Linked DNA regions of Homo sapiens: region 1 is linked to region 2. The links are chromatin contacts, found by Hi-C or POLR2A ChIA-PET in ENCODE. All regions are on one chromosome and are shown on one strand. Each heading gives the region's core, a stretch centred on a gene start or an enhancer-like site at or near the end of the contact. The rest is flanking DNA. Distances are from core to core; before and after follow the strand shown. Region 1 overlaps CCDC122 (coiled-coil domain containing 122). Region 2 overlaps ENOX1 (ecto-NOX disulfide-thiol exchanger 1).

Region 1 (6,960 bases), core at 4,277-6,776, 430 kb before region 2:
TCACACTAAAGGACTTACCAAGCTGAATAAGGATGGGTTCTTATGATGAAGAATGACCTGGTTTCTTCTGAAGACTGAAGTTAATAGGGATGTAGAATTTAATGGGAATTATGCCCACAATATTTTAGGCAGCTTATGGAAATTGCACTGTGATTTGGGGGAGAGAGAAATGGGGACTCGCCAGGAAAGTAAGTTACCTAGCAGGAATTTACTGCTAGGTAAGAGCATGAAGAACTCATTGGATTACCTCTTCAGGCATGCAAATTGTGTCATTAGGCCATTGGAGGTCTGTTGGAACTGCAGCAGCTCTATAAATGCACTTTACCAGAATAGTTTCTCGAAGAAGAAATATAGATGGTAGTAGTGGGAATAGAAAGAGTAAGTTGATTAAAGTGACGTTTTAGCATCATAGGAATACAAAATATAGTGGACCCTTGAACAACACAGGTTTGAACTGTGCAGGTCCACTTATCCATGAGTATTTTCAACCAAACTAGTATCAAATATACAGTATACGCGGGACTTGAAACCCACGTGTAAGGAGGACGAAGTTTTCGTGTAAGTCAGCTCCGAAGCACTGACTTTGGGACTTGAATTTGCACAGATTTTGATATGAAGTGGGGAAGGGGGTAACTTGGTACAAATCCCCTGCATATACTGTGGGATGACTCTAGTTTGATTCTGGAGTGATATATGGAAGACATAATTCTTCCCATAAAAAATCATAATCTTGGTAGTCTATCATAGTCTAGCATTAAGAGCATGAACTTTGGAGCCAAAATACTTGAATTCAAATCACATATCTTACATTGAATGGCTCTCTTTGGGTAAATTCTTATATCCATTTGTGTACCTCCCTGTACTTTTTTTTGTAAAATGAACATTGTAATAATATCTACCTTATAGGGTTAAATGAGTTACTATTTGTAAAGTTCTTAGAACACCATCTGGCACAGAATAAACACTATATAATTTTTTTTTAATCTAAAGCACTTGGAACAACAGTGACTAGCACAAAGTAAGTATGATGTAAGTATTTACCATTGTAATTAATTGAGAGAACTGACAGTATATACTGAAAGTATAAATGTAGAGGGCATGCATTTTTCAAGGTAGATATATTAAAGGATGAAGTCTGTGACCATGAAACCCAGATGAAAGAGCTAGAGAGAAAATCAGATTTGGATTCATTAGCACTAATCTGGGACAGTTCTGTGTGTTGAGCAGAAAGGATGTAACATGAACGGAGTGAATAGCTCAGCATCAGGGAAGACTTCATGAAGGAGTAAGTTTGAAGTGAGATTTGAAGGAAGTGACATGAAGCGACAGGAAAGAATTATAAATTTCAAGGAATGGTTATGATAATCTGCTAGGTAAGCTCTCAGGATTTCTTTAGCTTAGTTGTATATTTCTAGATAGATTTGATCTCTACACAGGAATTGATTTAACTTTGCTTTTCTTTTTTGTTGCATATATATCAGGTTTCAATCCTTTAAATTTTTTTAAACACATGTAACTAGTACATGAATGCTTTGTAGTTAATTGATCTTTAGAAAAGATATTTAGTGATTTAAGGAGAAAAATACTTATTCCTCCTATCATTACTCCTAAATAAAGAGTAGATCAAAATTTGCTTAGGGCCTGCCCTCTCCAGAATAGCACTGGACAGGAGTGCTATATTTCCTGGATTCCACACCCATAGCAGAAATTGTTAATCATTATTGATATTGTTTCTCACAGATTCTGGTTATAGTCTCAGAATCTATTTCATCATAGTACTGGAGTTACATACTATTAATACTAACCCAAAATAATTATGCAGTGTATATCAGGTACTGTTCTATGCATGCTACATATATTACTTTAATTATTAGAACAGCCTTATGAAGTTTTGAAGATGAGGGGCTGAAGATCAAAGAAGTTAAGAAACTTACTCAAGGTCACCACAGCAGAAAAGCAGGAGAAGCAAAATACAAATGCAGTTCTACTTTCATTCCAAAATCACTTAACCATTGTATTCTAATTCTTGGCACTAATGATAAAATGTCATTGACATCCCTGTGACATGTTTGACAATTAATTTACCTTTCAGGATCACCAATATACAACAGGAAAAAACAAAAGTGAAAGATTATCAATATAGATTATTGAGTAGGAGTAAAGAAGGTAAATCAAAAAGGGGAAAAGAGATTACAGACACAGAAAATGTCAGACAACAAAGAAAGGAAGAGTCAAGGATTTCCTAAAGAAGGTAATGAAACAGTCTTAAGAAATAAATAATTAAAAGATCAGCAACAACAAAAAAGTAGTCTGGCAGGATAATTGTGTTAAAATTGATAGCAAATTAGAATAGATGGAAGCAGTTACATTTAGCTGGGACAAACATATACAGTGTTTAGCAAAGGCATATCAACCTGAAAATACAGACCTACAATGAAAATGCATCAACTCTAATTGCTATAGAGTTGTTATGGTAGCACTATAATTATAGTATATGTGCAAGTGGTCTGGATAAAAAAAATTAGGACAATCAAAATATTTATACTGTTCCGTAGAGGAACGGGTATGACATTGCAGTAGGCAACTTTGAATTGCCTATTATTGTTGCCTTTACTTTTGGTTTTGTTTATATCAGCAAGGGAAAATTACTAATTCTAAATTTAGTTTAGAAGGAAAAAGTATCAAATATTTCATGATTTTGAGTAAAGAAACATAACTTTCTTAAAATGGCTGTATTTTAATTTTTATTATATACTTTATTCTTTTGTCTAATTGTAGATAACCAAGACACAAGTTCATTAGCTGATGCTGTAGAGAAAGTTGCAAAGCAACAACAATCACAAGCATCAGAGATAGAAAAAAACAAAAAGGTTCTGTTCAATTTGAAGGTAACTTCTTTATATAGTCTTTTAAATGTCTTTACTTTCTTCAAAAGTAAATGACCAGGAGATTATTAAAAATACTTATTATTGGGAGTCACTTTTAAAGTTATTCTCTGTCAATTATTCTGTTCTCCCTAAGTAAGGTTTACATGGCTATTCCAGTTTTATGGAAAATTTTACACTCCCAACATATAAAGATTCAACAATGTCATTGCAACTGTAGGATAAGCATATAAAACCTAACATGTTAGATAGAATTATTTTACATTCCCTTATTTGATAGTGTTTCCTAAAATGCTGAATTGAAGGAAGGTTAAGTTTTAAGCCAGTGTTTGTAAAGCTATGGATTGTGAGTTACTTGCTGTCAGTGAACATTTCAAGTAGCCTCCCTCTATGTTCCTTTCCTTTTTAAATATATTGATAATCCTACTGCAGGGAATTTGGGAGCCATACTTGGTCTTCGCATGCAACGTAATTAGATATAACTATACTATGTGAATATGACTAAAGAAATGAAAATGAAAACAGTATCTTGTGCTCTGTAACGATTGTTATTAAATATATCATAGAAATGAGAAGAGTAGGCTCAGGAGCTGAACTGCCTAGTTCAAAAGGCCAAATTTACTACTTTTTGTTCCGTGAATTTGTTGTGCTCCTGTTTCCTTAGTTGTAAAACAGAGATAACAATAGGACGTGCCCATAAGCTTTTCATGAGGATTAAATGAGTTAATGTGTTTGGTGGGGACCAGGTGGACATGGTACTGGTAGGGCCCTATTTGACATTGGCTTTAAGTATCACTGGTTTTAAGTGCATCAGTAGATATATGATGACAATAATTGTATTATCATGGTGATATGGATTTCTTATAAATACTTGTATTATGTTAGTCACTTCTAGAAAAGAATACATCTATACAGTAGAATATAATTCAAAAAATAATGTCATATTTTTGTAAAGAAATTTTTTGTAAAACTTTTCAGTCTTCAAAGAGTTTCATAGACTTTATTCCATTTATATTGAGAGCCTACTTTGTGTTAAGCATTTTGCTGAACATTGTCCTCACTCTTATGTTACTTACCATCTATTGGGAAGAGAAAGAAGTAAACAAATAATTACATGTAGAGTAGTAGTGTCAATGGTAGAGGCATGAACACAACACAGATTTAACACTAGAGAAAGAGTGATCACAAAAGAAATGATGTTTCAGTTGAGTTTTAAATGGCAGCTGGAGTTCATCTGAATGATTAGGTGTCTAGGACAGGTTTAAAGGTTAGGGAGTAAGGAAGATAATATTCAAAATAAAAAGAACCTGAGGATATTCACAGAGGACATTTGCAGAGGCCTGAAATAGCATTGGTACATTCCTAGAACCATAAATAGTTTGATGGTAATGTAAATTACAGTATGTTTTGAAAAATCATGGAAGATTTATACCACGATAAGAAACTTCAACTTTATTCTAAAGTTGATGAGCATTTGACAGATTTTAAGCAAGAAACAAATATTAAATTTATATTTTAGAAAGAATTCTAGATACATAAAAAGCACTTATTATAATCCAGTATCCATTCATGATAACTCTCAGCTAACTGGAAATAAAAGGGAACTTCCTTGGTCTAAGGAAGAACATCTACATAAATTCTACAACCAGCCACATACTTAATGGTGAAATAATGAATGTTTTTCTCCTAAGATCAGGAAAAAGAAAAAGATGTCTCCTCTTACTTCTATTCAGGATGGTACTGGTAGTTCAGGCCAGTACAGCTATGCAAGAAAAAGAAATAAAACTCATCCAGTTTAGAAAGAAAGAAGTAAATCTGTTTTTATTCACAGATGGCATTTTTTTTTAAAGAAAATCCCAAGGAAGCTATAAAAAGCTATTAGAACTAATAAGTGAGTTTAGAAAGATTGCAGGGCATAAGATTAATATACAAAAATATATTGTATTTCTGCACATTGGCAAGAGAAAATCAGAAATTAAAACTTCAAAAGCAATACTACTTACAATGCCATCGAAACCATTCAATACTTAGGGGCAAATTTGACAAAAGGTTTACAAGACCAGTATGCTGAACACTGTAAAACATTGGTGAGAAAAATTAAAGAAGACTTAAATATAGAGGTATATCATTTTTATGAAACAGAAGACTCAGTATTGCTAATATGTTAGTTCTCTCAATTTTATTTATACATGAAATGCAGTCCCAGTCAAAATTTCAGCAGGCTTTTGGGAGAGAAATACATAGGCTAATTCTAAAAGTCATATGGAAATTTAAAGGACCTAGAATATCCAAAACAATTTTGAAGAAGAAAAGTGTTGGAAATCTTATACTACCTGGGACATTTTCTAACACTAACAACCAATTTTCTGATTCTCTGGATGCCAACTTGGTGTCCAATGATTTGATTCAGTTCTGACACTACAACAGTTTTCCCTTATTTGCAGTTTTGTTTTTGCAGTTTCAGTTACCCACAGTGAGCTGCATTCTAAAAGTATTAAATGGAAGATTACAGAAATAAACAATTTGTAAATTTAAAATTGCAAGTCATTCTGAGTAGCATGATGAAATCTCGCATTGTCCTGCTCCATCCTGCCTGGGATGTGAGTCGTCCTTTTGTCCAGCACATCTATGCCATATGAGCTACCCATTCATTAGTCACTTAGTAGTCGTCTCAGTTATCAGATTGATTGTGGCAGTATCACAGTGCTTATGTTCAACTAAACCTTATTTTACTTAATGGCCCCAAAGTATCAGCGTAGTGATGCTGGCAATTCACATATGCCACAGAGAAGCTGTAAAGTACTTACTTTAAGTGAGAAGGTGAAAGTTCTTAACTTAAAGGAAAGAAAAAAATCATACACTGAAGTTGCTAAGATCTATGGTAAGGACAAATCATCCATCTGTGAAGTTGTAAAGAAGAAAAAATAAATTCCTGGCTGGGCGTGGTGGCTCACGTCTAATCCCAGCACTTTGGGAGGCCGAGGCAGATGGATAACTTGAGGTCGGGAGTTCGAGACCAGCCTGGCCAACATGGTGAAACCCTGTCTCTACTAAAAATACAAAACAGCTGGGCATGTTGAGTACAGTACAATAAGATAGGAGAGAGAGACCACATTCACATAACTTTTATTATAGTATATCGTTATAATTATTTTGTTGTTATTGTTATTCTCTTATTGTGCCTAATTTATATATTAAACTTTATCATAGGTATATATGTATAGGAAAAAAAAACATAGTGTATATAGAGTTCAGTACTGTCCATGGTTTCAGACGTCCACGGAGGTCTTGGAACATATTCCCCTTGGATAAGGAGGGAGTACTGTATCTACCTGGAATTAGCATCAGATCCCACAAGTTAAAGGGCTCAGTCCCATAAGACTGCCCCTGCTTCATGTGCCAATCACAAGTCCCAGGCCACCCATACTTCTGATCAACTGGCTATAAAATCAGAGGTTCTCACAACCTACTCCCATACTTTCCCCGCACCCCTCACCAGGTTTGAGCATTTTTAGAATGACTCACAGAACTCAGGAAAGCACCTATTACCCATTTATTATAAAGGACACAACTCAGGAATAGCCAAATGGAAGAGATGATGCGTGGGGATAGGTATGTGGGAGGGGGCCTGCAAGGAGCTTCTATGCTGTCTCTGGGCGCTCCACTCTTCCAGCACCTCAATATGTTTATACCAACCCAGAAGCTCTCTCAACCCCGCATAGTTTAAGGTTTCCTATGGAGGTTTCATCACATTATTAACTCAATCTCCAGCCCCTCTTTCCTCCCAGAAGACTGGGGAAATGGGGCTAAAAGTTTCAGTCTTCTAATCAAGGCTTGGGCTTTTTGACAGCCAGCCCCCATCCTAAACTATGTAGAGACCCACCAAGAATTAATTCATTCGAACAAAAGATCATCCTATCACCCTTGTCACTTAGGAAATCCCAAGGTCCTATGGTTTGGATGTTTGTCCCCTCCAACCCTCATGTTGGAAGTTAATCCCTAGTGTTGGAGATGGGGCCCAGTGGGAGGTGTTTGGGTCATGGAGGCAGATCCTGTCATGAATAGATTAATGCCC
Region 2 (7,616 bases), core at 4,533-7,032:
GACTTCAAGGTTCAGGCTTCTGAGATCTATTAATAGATAAGGAACAGGAACGAGGTTTAGCTTCTATTTCTCAGGCTACACCTCTGTGCCTAATTCACCCTTTTAGATATTTATTCCCTATTTTTAATTTTATTTGCTGATGTAAGGGGCTGTCTTACATAACATAAAAATTTTGGGAGTCAAAGGTTTCCTCGAGGTAAAAAATATACATATATATAAACATGTTTTGCCTATAGCTGTATGCTTTTGATTATTTCTGAAACCATTTTCTGAATCTATAATACACTCATGGATGTACCTATAGGCATATTGAAAATAATGCATTGTGGCTTCAAATGTTTCACCAGAAAAATCTGGCTCGTTGCTCATTTATTGACTGAACGTGTGTGTTTTGCTAGGTCAGTGCTTACATACACGATAGTGAACAAAAGAAACAGAATGCTTGCTTTCATAGAACATCAGTCTAGTAGGAGGAATAGACATTGAGAAAAAAGTAAATGAAAAATATGTAAAAGCACACAAAAAATGTTAAAGAACGAGTTGCTATAAGAAGGGATGTTCATCAATAATGTAAAAAAATATAAGAAAAGATTGAATTTGAGTGAGTCCAGTAATCTCTCAGCCAGTGTTCTGTCTGCAAGTTGAAGCCAGGAACACTATAACATCACATTTGTGGACCCTTAAGATTAGAAGATAGGAAGGCCAGGGACGGTGGCTCACGCCTGTAATCCCAGCACTTTGCGAGGCTGAGGTGGGCAGATCACGAGGTCAGGAGCTCGAGACCAGCCTGACGAGCATGGTGAAACCCTGTCTCTATTAAAAATACAAAAATTAGCCAGGCGTGGTGGCTGAGGTCAGAGAATCACTTGAACCTGGGAGGCAGAGGTTGCAGTGAGCCAAGATCTCACCATTGCACTCCAGCCTGGGTGACAGAGTGAGACTCCGTCTCAAAAAAAAAAGTGAAAAAAAAAATACAAAAAAATTAGCCAGGTGTGACCCACGGGTGCCTGTAATCCCAGCTACTCGGGAGGCTGAGGCAGGAGAATTGCTTGAACCCGGGAGGTGGGAGGCAGAGGTTGCAATGAGCCGAGATTGCACCACTGCACTCCAGCTTGGGCAATAAGCATGAAACTCCGCTCAAAAAAAAAAAAAAAAAAAGATTAAAAGACAGGAAAGTTCATTTAGTAAATTTCTCACACAATAATACACTGTTGAGCATAGAAAGTCAACCAGCTGCTTCTTCAAAAATTTCAAGAAGCCCTCTCCTTCCCTTCCTCCTTTTAACTAATCACTCAAAGAGCTATGGATCGACTGTATACTACAGTGGCTGTCAGATTTGGATGCATATCAGAATCTCCTTTGGAGCTGTTTTAAAAAATGCCTGCACCTCACATCAGATCCACTAAATCAGAATCTCCTGGGGGTGAAGACCAAGCATATGCATTTGGAAAAGTCTCCTCAGGCAATTTGATTCAAGTCCAATGCCCATCAGAGGTTGAGAGCCACTGTGTGCCAGGCATACAACATAGCTTTGTGGCTACTGAGGGAAGCAAATAGCCATCCAGGGGACAGATACATTTTTGTATGGTTTGTAAGTTTAATATTGAAGCATTTGATTGCTCTGTGGAAAACTTACATTTTCCTCCTGAACTAAACTAATCCTTTAAGTGTTCTTGTGCCATGGAAATCCCTATTTTTATCCAACAATTCCTTTGAGGTGGAAACCTGGGATTCATTTTTGAATGTTACCTTCTTGGGCCCTCACACATGTCACTCACTCCCTCTCACTTCCACATTCCAATTGCTATCTCTTCTGTCTCCAGAAGTACCTCTTAAATCTGTTCCCTCTCTTCATCTCCGCTGCCACTGCCTCATCTTGTCTGGTCTCCCATAATTACCTCCAAATAGATTTACCCTCCTCAGGCTTGTCTTCCTGTAGAGCTTACTCTGTACTTCTCTAAGAATTATTGCTCTAAATTACAAATTTGACCCTGTCACTCCCCATTTAAAATATTCCATTTGGTCTCCATTGCCTGTAGGAATTAAACTCCTTAGCATGACCCCTGCCTACATTGTTAGCATCGTTCTCCACTTTTTCACCATGTTCCCTTTAAACTACAGCCAAACAAAAATACTCATTTTCTGTATCATGCCACATACTTTTCACACAGAAGTATTTTTGATCATAGTGTTGTCATGCCTGAAACACATTTTAAGGTGTTTTATTATCCCTCCCCACCAATTTTTTCCTCTATTTAACCTTGGAGAAAATCTAAAATTACCTTCAAAGTTAATTGTTTTTTCTTCTGTGTTGTTTCTGTTAACCTGCGTTTTAATGCATTTACCCATTTATCTGCTTTATACTGACCTATTTTTCCAGGTCTCCCTTCTTTGGAGTGAGTTTCTTGTTCACCTAGAATTTAAAATGGTGCTGCACACAGTGGAAGTTACTAAATATTCACTGAATGAATGGGAAAAAGAATGGATGACCCTGAAATCGGTCCGCCATAAACCCTAACCATTGGCACTAAGTCCATTCTTTGGCGTATTGCTTAACTAATCTAGTTCACCTTCTATATCCGCTTTACTTCTAATATGTGAAAATCAGTCTCATCCTGTATCTTTTGCCCCAGGTCACAAACCTAGTAAGTTGTCATTCTAAAACTGGCACCAACTCTTTGGAATTCCGGTAGTCATTATGGGTCATTTCCATAGTTGCACTAAGTTCTCAAGGTCAAATGATTGAATCCCGATAAAGTTGCCACAAGCTCAGATTTTCGGGAAAGGAAAGTGGAAGCATTTAACCTAGTGTCATATTATGTTGGTTGCAGGATTGGGTCTTACTGGCTTGTTCTGTGAATGTCTGATGCTAGCTCTGGGTTGGTGAGTAAATCCCCCCATCACCACGTCAGGCTGAAATTCCATGCGTATTTTGTTTATTCTACCCTTCCCAATGTGCGGATTATTTTGCTTGCAGGGGTGGATTCACAAAATGGGAGTTGAACAGTTCTGTCATCTTTGCTATTTATTGTTAATGGCCTTCCCCAAAAGTATTGCTATTTTTCCTTGTTCTTCTTTTGAAGACTTTAAAAAATATGTTCTATAAACATCCCTTTGGTATGTTTTTTCAAAATGTTCGATCCCAGTCCTGTATTTAGGCCTCTTCAGCATTCTTCTAGGAATTATTCCCACACACTGGTGTTTGTCTTTACCCTCGTGTCCTTGGTTCCATTTATTACTTGTCATTTTAGAATCAAAATTCATCAGAGAAATTATTGTAAGCCATAGTGATTTCTACAGTGGCATCTCTTTTTGTTTCACTAGGATTATGACTATCCAGTTATAGAATCAAAATTTTATTTTTCTAAATCTCTCTTACACTTATTAGCCCTGATACCTGTGTGTTTATATCACACTTGTATTTTCTCTGAACCTTAAAAAAAAAAGTTTTCTGTAAATAATGATGTGGATCTGATTAGAATTAATGTTCTCTATCCTCACATAATATTATGAACTCCAAGCTGTATAGTAACTTTCTTCCAAAAGTCCTGTCATCTTCATATTGTTATTGACTTTTTTTGCAGCTGGCCAATATCAAGGCTGTTATATAACTCTTCTCTGCCATGAAAGGTTGTGAACAGACTCCTGCCATTCCTATCCTGGTTCAATTAAAGCATTGTAAATCTGCTCTCCATGACTTTATTTAAAGCTCCCTTAACATATATAATATTTTAGGTATTGTTTTTGGTCTCTTGGTTAATGAATTCTGAGATTACTTTCTATGTTGTAAAAAATGTGCTTTATTTTCTTTCTACTGAAATGATCTATTTTATGCTTTCTTTGAGCAGTAAAACCTAGTTTTAGTATTTCATGAGTTGGTGAGTAAATGTATGTTTATATTGTCAAGACTTTCCTAATCTTTTCAGTCTATCTTTTATAAAGAAGCCCACTTTAGTTTTCTAGTTGATAAACCAGCATCTTTATGTAGGAAAACATTGTACTTTGGAAGCATGCATTTAAATCCCTTGACATTTTTCTCAAAGCAACTTTTTAGAGAATAAAACTACTATTGTCATTATATACATACAGAGACCAATATAATCTGAATAACTTGACTTAAATGTAAAATAGTAAAGAGGCAGCTATGTCCTTTCAGCAGCCTCCAACGCTCCCGATTTCACACATTTGAGTTTACCATTTCCTGCCTGAGCTGCCTGCGCACTTTCTCTCTGTCTCTCTTCCCACATAGGTTGGTTTTTTTTTTTTTTTAATCCTTTGAGACTCAGACCATATTCTTCTCCATTCATGGTGTTTTCTTGATACCCCAGATGAAAATAACACCTTTCTTCTGCCTCAACCACAGACTTCTACAATAAATATTTTTCTTTAATATTATTTGTTTCAACATCTAGTTATTGACCTCTTAGGTATTATGGAGACATAATTTTTTATGAATGGAAATAAAGACTGATTAGCAGGCAGAATTTTGTTTCTGAACCATTATATTTAAAAAAGCATAAGTGGCAAAAGCTTTCAAAACACCAACAGCATGTAAGTATTTTGTGTTTTTAAAATAGAAATGAAATATGTAGGTTGTGTGAGTACCGTGGTTTATTTCTTGAAGCATATGAATCATAATTATCCCTATCCATTTCAAAAGACCCAGGCACCATTGTGTAAAGGACAGTATTAAACAGAATCTGAAGCTTGGTGCCGTGGTCAGTAACTGGGCAGAGAGGACAGGAGCCAATAGGATATCCTAGTAGGTACCAGCTTCCCATGGCCTCCACTTTCTCAGCTATTGGTGGCATTGTCAGTTGGAATGGAGAAGTGGAGGATGTAATGTACAATCACACTGCTGAGAATGAGTCCAGATGGTCATGTTCTGACCAACAGGCCACACTACCCCTTAATGCTTCCCAGTGGTGAGGTTAGCTCCCAGCGTGGAGTGCTCCATAGGAGTCCTGTGTTTTCATTTGCTCCAGGTTGTAGGTTTCCTGGCTGGAATGGCATACTCCATTGCGTGGCCCATCAGTTTCCAGTTTTAGAATGACCATAAGGAAAACAAATGGTGTTTCCTGGTAAGATCTCATCATAAGTGACCAGACAAATCCCTATGTCAAGTCCGTCTTCTGCGTGCCGGGTATTATGCTAAGAGGTTTGTAATCTCTCCTTGCCTCTTGTGTACAAATATCCAGGAAACTAATGGAAGAGAAAACACAAATACATAGATATACAAAAAAAAAAAAAAAAAAAAAAAAACCACACACACACAATAATAAGACACGTTAAAAGGACACGTAGAACAGTGATTGTCAAAATACATTTGGTCAGTGGTTCAGTAGTGGATACAAGCTTAATAATTTTTGCTGTATCTGTACCATCAAAACGTTTATTTACTTATTCATTTTTACACAGTTCAATAAAGTACTCATTTTAGCCTCATCCTAAACAATGATGTCTGGTTTTCTTTTAATATTTTTTCCCTGACACATATTAGGTTGAACTACATGAAACTGCCAATATTTGACCATTTTTTAAATCCACAGAAACATCAATTTCACATGACTCAAAGCAAATATAGCTATTAAAAATTAAAATAATGGTGTTGGGTCCCACATTAAATCCTCTGACATACCACCCTTGGGGAACTCTGGGGTTCAGAGGAGCAAGTGGTTGTAGAAAATTGATCTTACATGGTGTCTTGGAGGAGGTGGGCCTTTATATGAGCCTAAAAAGAGAGAAGCATAGAGAAGAGAAGGAACAGCCACACCCACAGTGGAGCAGCTGTGAGCACTGGCGTGTGGGAGGCAATGTGCAACACCAGGCAGAAAGGAAGGCCGAAGGACTAGAGGGAGAGCGACTAGCTCCTTGGATGTCTCAACCCTTGCTTTTATTTGAAAACCATGTTTTCAAAAAAAGCATATGAGCACAGTTTTAAGACCTCTCTCAAGTCTCCTAAAAATTATTCTCTTATTGTTTCTAATACCTTGAGCAGGGTCAGGTATTTCTGTTAGAGAGCACATGGTTGTCACCAGGGTGACCATGTTGGCAAGAGCTCTGTAAGGTAAGTAAAGGAGGCATGAATCTGAACTGCATGAAGACAGCTGCATAGGCTATCAAATCCCAGGGAAGGCCCTACTGCCAGTGTTAGCAACTGACTGGATTGAGGCTCCCTCCAGTGCATTCTAGTGGTTTCCTTGGCCACTTCTGTGGACATCTTTATATCTTGCTGGCCCATCTCTACTGTGCAAAGACTCTAGCTTCAGGCCTGTGTCCTTACCAGGTACAAGTAATGGGTAATCACCCAGCACATTCCTCTGAGCTTACTATGAAAATATATTAAAGGTCAGTTTCCCAGGATCAGTTTTCATGGTTGCCATGCCCCTGGAAGGCCCTGACTTAGCCCTGTCTGAGGTGCGTTCCAGCAGGGAATGTTGAAGCATCTGGCAAATTGGCCATGGAACAACATGAACCATAGTTTTTGGAATAAAAAAGGAACAAATGTGTTGAAAAAACTCAGAGTGCATCACGTCATAGAAATGTGTTCTTATTACATTTAGAGCTAACTATAATTTAGGAAATTATGGATAGGATTTATTATTTTCTTATATTTAAAGAGAATAAACATATATGTGTATGTATTTTTTTAAGACAATTCTTTTAGAGCACTATTAGATTCACAGCAATTTTGAGCAGAAGGTACAGAAATTTCCCATATATCTGCTATGGTTTGAGTTTGTCCCCACCAACACTCATGTTGAAACTTGATCCCCAGTGTGACAGTGTTGGGAGGTGGGTCTAATAGGAGGTGTTTGGGTCATGGGATTAGATCCCTCATGAATGGCTTGGTGTTGTTCTTGAAGTAGCGAGTGAGTTCTCGCTCAAGGAAGACTGGATTAGTTCACTGAGGAATGTTCTCATGAGAGTGGGTTATTATAAAAAGGATGCCCCTGAGGTTTTGCCTCTTCACACATGTTCACTTCCCCCTTGATTTTCTCTGCCATGCTATGATGCAGCATGAAACGGCCTCACCAGAAGCCAAGCAGATGTTGGCACCATGCCTTTTGTACAGCCTGCAGAACCATGAGCTAAATCTTTATAAAGTACTTGGCCTCGGGTATTCTGTTATAGCAACCCTAAACAGACTAAGAGATAGCCCCAGACCTCAGACATGCATGGTCTCCCCCATATCAACATCCCCCTCAGAGTTGTTACAATTGATAAGCCTACGTTGACACCAGAGTTCACAGTGTGGATGTGTTTTATTGACAATTAATTGCTGTTTGGTGAATAGGGTTAACGATTTGTATCTAGCAAAAAGAATAAGGCAGCGCTGCTCCTTTGAGGTAATAGTGTCTGAATCCCCCTTAAAAAAAAGAAATAAATAAACAAAAAAACTTAAAGGGCGAAAGTAGAAAGCAACAATAATAACCACAAAAGCAATTCATAAATGAATCTCAGGGCTGAGACGGAGTTGAAACTGTACACAGATCTTTAAAATGTCAAAGTCATTTTCTTTCTTTCTATTTTTATTTATGTATTTATTCATTTTTTGAGACAGAGTCTCACTCTGTTGCCCAGGCTGGAGTGCAGTGGTACAATCTCAGCTCACT

Evidence for each region. Hi-C counts contacts between places; a loop is a spot of excess contacts on that map. ChIA-PET counts read pairs that join two places held with the same protein, here RNA polymerase II (POLR2A). Pooled maps may share reads with other maps.
Region 1: a map of ascending aorta shows a loop between it and region 2 (8-fold over the local background). The contact joins two enhancer-like sites. A Hi-C loop is called at or near these places in 1 of 168 maps with a recorded cell type or tissue (ascending aorta) and 2 of 50 pooled maps. POLR2A ChIA-PET finds 5 or more read pairs at or near these places in 1 of 52 experiments (activated CD4-positive, alpha-beta T cell).

The regions. Positions count from the first base shown.
Region 1 is chr13:43,864,622-43,871,581 of GRCh38, reverse strand. CCDC122 (coiled-coil domain containing 122) reads left to right here. Exons shown (of 7, transcript NM_144974.5): 3 at 2,093-2,251; 4 at 2,779-2,888. The coding sequence starts at 2,206. Among named protein-coding and RNA genes, the nearest start is that of CCDC122, 12 kb to the left of the region's middle. Within about 2 kb of position 5,526, at least 3 of the 41 ENCODE cell types and tissues checked have a DNase peak (open chromatin) inside an H3K27ac peak, as active enhancers do.
Region 2 is chr13:43,432,584-43,440,199 of GRCh38, reverse strand. The region is part of intron 3 of ENOX1 (ecto-NOX disulfide-thiol exchanger 1); the gene reads left to right. Among named protein-coding and RNA genes, the nearest start is that of ENOX1-AS2, 12 kb to the left of the region's middle. Within about 2 kb of position 5,782, at least 3 of the 41 ENCODE cell types and tissues checked have a DNase peak (open chromatin) inside an H3K27ac peak, as active enhancers do.